2 separate regions of the Mus musculus genome follow, and region 1 is linked to region 2. The links are chromatin loops, found by intact Hi-C in ENCODE. Cell type or tissue: gastrocnemius. All regions are shown on one strand.

Region 1 (4,000 bases), 340 kb before region 2:
TAAACCACTCAGAAAATGAGGAGTGAGACAGAGAATCAAGAAACTAGAAACAAAAAGCCTGATGTCTAGGGTTTGTTTATTCCACCTTGGACAAACCACTTAGCTTCCTAAATCTTTGTTTGTTTATTTGTTTGTTGTTTGTTTATGGATGTGATTAAGTGCTATATACATGTACTTCTTAAGTAACAAAAAGATTAATTTTTCCAAATCAAATATTTTAGTACATTTACCTTTGGCTCAAAATGCATTGTTAAAGGGTGACATTTGACTTAGTTTGAAAATGTCTTCTCCTTCTCCAGAAAAAGAGCCCAGAGAATCATGCTTTGTAGATCTGTGAGCGCTCAAATGAGTATCAGCATCATCCATACAAATTCCAATGAAGATATCTATTTGATATGGTTGGCACTAGGTTTAAATGAGGTATTTATTGGTCCTGTGACTAGCATATACATATAATCAATAATAATAATACCTATTATTCATGTACAAATATCTGAAAAATCAATTAAATATCAAGTAAAAGTAGAGTTTGATTTTTTTTGCCTTGCTTCCTCATCTAAATGAAAGAATAAAAAGAGGAATGAAGGGATGGAGGGTGTATCAAGCTGCAGAAGACAGCCCAGCCAAGCTGTGGTCACATCTTGTCTTAAACTGAGTTTCTCTGAATGCCTCAGTAACACAGTTGATAGGAATGCAGAGTGCCTGTTGAGTTCTCTGCTCAATGGAAGAAAAGGAAAACAAAACAGAGCAAAAACAAAACAAACAAAAAAAGTTTTTTGTTTTTTTTTTTTTTTTTTTTTTTTTTTTAAGATAAAAGTACTATAATATGCCAGGTGGTAGTTGCGCACGCCTTTAATCCCAGCACTTGGGAGGCAAAGGCAGGTGGATTTCCAAATTCAAGGCCAGTCTGGTCTACAAAGTTAGTTCCAGGACAGCCAGGGCTCTGCAGAGAAACCCTGTCTTTAAAAAAACCAAACCAAAAAAAAAAAAAAAAAGTGCTAAAATATTTTAAAATATTTGATTTGGAAACCTGACCCAGCTTTGCCTCTGAAGAGACCATTTGTTTCCAACCTTCAAGCAGGCCACAAAAGTACTTGAGTCCAAGACTTTCAAGAACATTTTTAGTAAGAAGCAACCAAAAACTGCACAAAACCTGACAAGAGATCATGAGTTTGCCAATGTGGAAACCTCAGGAATGTTGATGATGTGTGAATCACACATGGAAGGTAGGGAGGAGAGCAGTGGCAGGATATCAGAACAGTACAGGGCAAAGACAGGTTTGCCCCCAGCAGGCTATCAATGAGGTTGTCTTAGCATCATTCACAATGGTGGAAAATCTCTTATCAATCACACAGTTACTTTTGCAATTGATAAAAGGACACAAGCGGATCTTACTATATTTTGTTTTCCATGTTGTGAGCTTTAGGTTTTCAAAATTGAAATATTCCATGAAATGGGCCTATGATTTCCAGCCCGGTGTAAGGAACCGAATATGGATTATCTCGTTAATAATTTACAGATTACATTTTGATAAAATATTTTGGATGTACCCTGTTAAATAAAAGATCTTATTAAAATTAAATGTATCTTTTTGAAAAGCAGTTACTAGAAATTTTTGAATTACATGTGTGATGTGTATAATATCCCTCTTCAATGGTGCAAACCTTTTATTTAGTCTTCAGGTTATATCAGAGATGAAAAATCAAATCAGTGAATTATGTGGGAATAGGGACTTGGGGAAATAAAAAGGAACAGCTGAGCATGGCCGCAGCATCACTGCACAACTCCAGGGGGCGCCACACCTATTAATTAGCCTTGGAAGACTCATCCCCAACACTGCTCAGTGCTTGAATTTATTAAATGCTACATAATCTATCCTTCCTCAAAATCATTAGGAATCCCTTCAACAATCTCCCTGGGGCAAGCCTATAAATCTTTTTAGCACCTTCTGCACCTTTTTCCAAATACATACATAATAATAAGATGCAAATGTAAAAGCTTTACCCAGGATTCTGAAAGTAGGACTGTGCAAACTAGAACTGATCATGTTGTAAAACTCTGTTTGGATGCAGAAGATGGCCAAAGCTCACTAAGTACACACAGTGTGGCGATATACACAGCATGCAAGGTTCTCCAGACGACAGCTTTTGTGTCTTCACAGGCTATCATTCTCTTTAGTCATAAAATGCACCCGCCTCTCCCTTCCAAGGTGGTGGTGGTGGGGTGGTGAAGCCTGTTGCTACATCTATAATATAGCTTTAGTTTTTTATGCCAAAAATGATTCAGTAAACAGAGTTATGCTACAGTCTACTATTTCTTATTCGGTAGTCAAATTAATCTCTGAGCAGTGCTGGCATTAATTCAACTTGATGTCTGTACTTAGGATTTCACATAGGTGCCTTCATCCAATTCTTCTCAACTAATAAAACCTTAATTCATGGTAATATATTTACTTCTAGTTGAGTTCATGTTGAGGAGTGCAGTACTTTACAGAAAACTAATTAATATCAATCATATATTATAACACTTTTAATGGTTCAGGGGGAAATTCTGTGCTAGAGGTAAGATTAGATGAACAGAGGGGACTTAGCCCATCATAGTTACTCTATTTTTAGGACTTGAGCCTAAGACAGCGGCATCATTTCAGACATAAATGTAATTGAAATTGCACATCATAGAAAGGCTGGGAATTAAGAACTGTGGGACTGGTCCCCACGACATTGATCTGGCATGGCCCAAGAATGTAATTCATACCCTCAGACTATTTTCCTACCTATTTTGTATAATAGCTGTATAATTTGCAAGTTGGTAAAGATATTCAAATTCAGATTCATGGCACTATTAAAATAATAAACTACTTCACTAATGGCAAGCCTTCTGCAATTGTGGGCAACCATTCTATATTTATGCAATGTTTGAGTAATGATGATGGGGTCATATTTCCTGAGATTGTACATACAGTCAGCAGGAGACCTGATGTGTGCGACTCTGACTATGACACAAATGATACCCCCTGGAGTCATGCAATATAGTGGCCCTCACATCTCTTTAAGGAGTTATATTTAAAAGATCTAATTCTTTGCAGCCACAAAAAAAAAAAAAAAAAAAAAAAAAAAAGCTTAAGTGCTGAGTTATACACTTCCAAACAAACATCCTAAAAACAAACAAAATCAAAATGCAATCTATTGCCTCAAATGCACATTGATAATTTTCAATCGTTCTTGCTTATAGAATTCATTTGCTCTGTAACAATTTCTTTATACTCATGCAAAGAATGCTAGACTGCAGTTTAATCTCTTTTTGTCTCTTCAGTAAAAAATGTAAAAAAAAAAAATACAAAAAGGCAAGGGATTATAGCCTGGGGGGGAGTACTTGACAGCCACGCATGATGCCCTAGGATCATATCCTCCTATTGCAAAACAACAACAACAATAATAACAGCATGCACATACAGTCTCCTGATCTTATGTCATTTTTAAAAATCATCCCTGTCGTTAGATATGAGACAAACCCCTACATACCAGCAGCATAGTGGGTCTGAGGTGTGGAGAGAATGCCTCCGGTTACTCACTTTCAAAATTGAATCCATGGATGACAATCCCAACATCCATGTCACTCATTCTGCTGGAGTGCAGATACTCCTATGGACAGTCCAGACAGGACTCACAACAGGGGCTTGCACCAGCTACGTTTTAATTCACTGGAGCTCAGTGACGTGGGAGGGCACCTGGGAGTCACTGCTCAATGAATTCCACAATAGGACACAAATGTGAAACCCGATCTCAGCCAGATATGGACGTAAGAGCAAATATGTACAGTATCATGTGCTTTCCAACAGCCCAAGTCTCGAGGGAGCTCTCTGACATCAGCAGTTGAGACAGGTGGTTCCCTTTCCAACTGTGGAAAATAAAACCCTAGTACAGAGGCACTAGGTAAATATAGCAGTACTGTAATTTTTCCTTGGTACACTCTCCCTGTGATTTCTATCCTGTGGCGATAC
Region 2 (4,000 bases):
GAAAGCAAAACCGTTCTAAAATTTCCCAGATTTTGAGAAAGGTTTGCAATACACTAGACTAAACAGTTTCTTTACAGCTCTGGTCATCTTTAACAACACCAAATACTGTCATGTTCTGTGATGTAAACATGACCGCAGGGCAGGCTTTCTCTGAGTGGTGTGTGGGGGGGTGACTGTTAAAAACCCTGACTCCCAAGTCCCTTCCCGGATCTATTGAATCAGAACCTCTGGGTTAAGGGGCAGGAATCATTCCAATTTAAGAACCACAGCCTTAGGGGATGTACAGGCTTTTGACCCTGCTTAACACTCCCAGATACAGCAGGACTCTTGTTCTCAGGCCTGCTTTTCATGCTTTTTCCAACCTCTCCCACCCTTCAACTTGACAGCTCTCTCTTTTCACTGCCAACCGACATGGCTGGATGAATATCTCCAATTTCTTCTTCTACCAACTAATGTCATGATGTCTAAAATGTTTTTTTTTTTTTTTTTTTTCTGTAGCTGTAGCACACTTTCTTGCAAACTGTTAGCAGATGCCCACAATGAAGCATCTTATCTCAGGGCTGTTTTATGGGCCTGAGAGAACCACCAGGGTGTCCCTCCCTAGTCCGTGGTCTCCATCAACACAACCTTCCCCACATCCTTGGCTAAGAACAGTGGAATAGGTGTCTGGCACATCTGATCATACTTTGTGACAGATACCTTATTTTTAACATCTGGTCAAGGCTATCAGAAAAGGGGGAAGAGAAGTCATATTAATTAGTTGGTGTCGTCCAAAACCATAGTATAACTATTTCAGTTTAAGACTATATCCCTAATTTACAGCAGAGCCACTGTGGTGTGTTTGAAAAGTCACCTCTTACAGTGAATATTCCTACTGTGGGAAACAGTGATCTCTGTACTAATAATTACACTACCATCTACTTTTGAAAGGCTCGCGTGAAAACTAAGTCAGGGGAATTTGTCTTAAAAAAAAAATCTCCTCTGTAGAAGAGAATGTCACAGTATCCCAGAAAAATCTTCTAACCTTTAAGTTTTAGTTATCTTATATTGACCACGTTCTTAGGATGTTGGTATGCTATCTAAAAATAAGATTTAAGAAGTAGGTTTTAAACTGTGGGTTTTTTTTTTTAATTGTAAGAAAAGTTCTTTTAATGTTGCTATTGACTTTCTTTCCAACACTGATAAGTTTGAAACACAGAATTTAGGAGGTAAATTCGACATTATGGATATGAAGTCAAAAGGTGGAAAGGTCGTTTGGAAGCTACGATGTGATGGGAAGATGTCAATGTTGGTAATCAGAGCAAGGTTCACAGTTGTATATGCAGAAAAAAGACACAATATCAGCAGGTTGGTAGACACGGGTTAGAAGTCTCTTTGGGGGCTAGTCTGTCAACTTCCGTAGGTTTCAAGTTCTTCAAAAGAAAGGGGGCAAGGGAGTTTATACATATATACAACTAAAGTTCAGTCAGACATGAACAAGAATGAAGCCACTGGATTCAACCAGATGTGGGTCACGGTGAAGGACATGAAGCATTGAAGGCTTGAAGAAAGACTAAGGAAGCACTTATCTGATCCTTAGGGTGACAGTCACTTTAGTAGTCTAGTAGCTATGCACCTCACTTGCCTAGGGCTTACCCTAGAAGCCAACAAAAGCAAATACATCTATACTCACAAACTGCCCGTGGCAACCACTCCTGACTCCTTAAAGCCAAATTTGCTGGTGTCATTCACCCAGTGAGTCCACTTGGTGCTATGTAAGTACCCAGTGATAGAAATCTGCTCTGTGCTCCTACACCGATCTGAATTCCAAACCAATGGGTAAGAAGCCAGACTGTATGTTTATGAGAAACAAGATACACAGGAGATAGGCCAGTTCCTGCCATCGAAAATATCTCTGCTATTCACTAGGCGCCATTTTGAAATATTTTTTGTTCCCGTCGTGATCATTATAGATGTATAGATGTTTCTGCCTATTTCCCAATTCGATTGAACTATTGCAAGTCAAGAGTTCATACTACCTAATCTTTGTTTCTTTGACATCTAGGAGAGAGTGGTACCTGAGGAGTCAACAAATATTTCTTGAATGGTGGATCCTAAGTCTCTTTATTCACTTTTCCTCCAGGATTTGCTATAGTTCGCATAGATATGAAGCCTTAACCTAGAGTGCCTGATTACCATAGCCACTGTCTATTAGAGACTTATGTTATACCTGTGCTTCCTAAGGTCTTTCCATATATTAACTCAAATAGACCTCACACCAAGATGTGACTAGTAAACTTCTCCTTTTACGAGTAAGCAAAAAAGAAAAGGCTATTTTTATCAGTCACACAAAAAGAAGCCATACCAGATTTGACCTCCAGGAGGCTCCACTGAGCTACCACCCAAGGACACACAGAATGGAGCTTCCTGAGTTGAACACGTTCAGGTCACTTCATCTAAATATCACCAAGGGGACTTTCAGAGAAGCAATTCGCAACCCGCCTGCCCTGGGCAAGCAGGTCAGACTTTGGGACTTCCTGTTTCAATTCACCTTTCTAAATCCAACGGACTAAAAATAACCACAAGGGACGAGTCTCCAGAACCGCAACAGGAGCTGCAAAACACTGCAGAGGACATGTCCGGGAGAGAATGGTCCTCGCATTTGAAAATACTGCCTGTGCTTTTCAGCATCAGCAAGTTGTGTGTTGTGACGAGGAAACCAAGTTTCCAATTATTGGAATTCCATAGTGTATTTAGTTATGCAATTATCTTACTGTATTAACAAACGCTAAAGCACAGCCGCGGTTGCTTGAGACTCAGGCAATTTTTGGAAGAACAAAATTTATTCTTTCCCTTAGTTGATTACTTCTCAGGAGTCCATCCGTTCCTCTGGATTATAGAAATGATTCTATTTTTGAACTGCTTCATTCAGAAATATAAAGCAAGCCAGACCCTCACTGTTTGCCAATCCAAATTTAACCCCAGTACAAACTAAACATATTTCGTCGAGGGGTGGGGTTGGGGGGAGAAATGTCCACAAAATTCACATCATTTTCTCCCATGAACTGCTTCAGGCTCTTTTTCTCTTTTGAAATTCCAATGACTATAGTGTAAATAGAAATTTTAAAAAGTGGTTGTACAAATTGCATGCTTTCAGTGATGTGAACACAAATGCATTTCTGTTCATTTGCTTAATAAGAATTTATCCCCACAAAGTTCATAAATCAGGCTGTAAAGCCTGGAGCACACCATCAAAACATCAAAAATAGGTGTTCTCTGATGCCTCCGTTGCTACAGCAAATGTGAAATGCAATCATGCGAAATTAAACATTCCATACGTCTTCTATTCATTCTCTAACTCTCTCCCTATACTCCAAATAGGCTATCACACTTTGAGTTTAAGGGGACAGAAAGGGAATCAAATTTCTTGTTTCTGGAAGCATTTACAAGTAATAGGTCTTTTCATTTAGAGCTTTTCAGCTAAGAATCACCAGGCTGTTTACACATAAAACATAATTAACCCATACAGTCTGCTACATCCCTGCCTAACAGGAACTCTCCCTGATGATGAAGAGGAGAGCTGTTCTTATATTTTCTCAGCCTGAATGTGGTCCAGGTTTTTAGAGGTGATGTCTCATTTCCTTGTGTGTGACTAAGAGGTATCATCTCACAGAGGAAAACCCGGCCCTTCCTTCCCAAAAGGTAACAATAGAAGACAGACTCTGGACTCTGATACTTTCCCTTTTGAAATTAGTCACAGAACGGGTGAGATAAGCCATATTATTTGCCTCTGCTTTGGTTTGGGAGTGGTAAGATTTGGGATCGTAACAGTTCCTATGCCACAGGACAGCTGGGATATGATGAGATATAATTCACTTGTTTTAGCATCCAGCCTTAGCAGTGTTAGCAGTTATTATCAAGCCACTTACCTATGACACCTGAAAGTTCTATCACAATGACCTCACGAGAGTCTCACCATCTTCCCACAAAGCACTGGAAGTATATGCTATTACTCCAAATC

What was found. Peaks named below come from ENCODE experiments on the same cell type or tissue, not always from the same donor. Only the 100,000 strongest peaks of a DNase experiment are listed, where the experiment ranks them.
Region 1: a loop joins it to region 2, with 2.3 times the contacts of the local background. A loop is called at or near these places in 1 of 42 quality-filtered maps.

The regions. Positions count from the first base shown.
Region 1 is chr5:51,564,059-51,568,058 of GRCm38, forward strand. It overlaps a transcript of Ppargc1a not described here. Among named protein-coding and RNA genes, the nearest start is that of Ppargc1a, 12 kb to the left of the region's middle. In gastrocnemius, a CTCF peak has its summit at 1,794 (motif pointing right); a DNase peak (open chromatin) is centred at 1,783; H3K4me3 peaks cover 543 bases; H3K27ac peaks cover 714 bases.
Region 2 is chr5:51,906,628-51,910,627 of GRCm38, forward strand. It overlaps a transcript of Ppargc1a not described here. Among named protein-coding and RNA genes, the nearest start is that of Gm40302, 220 kb to the right of the region's middle. In gastrocnemius, a CTCF peak has its summit at 2,355; no DNase peak of the experiment used is centred here; H3K4me3 peaks cover 252 bases; H3K27ac peaks cover 885 bases.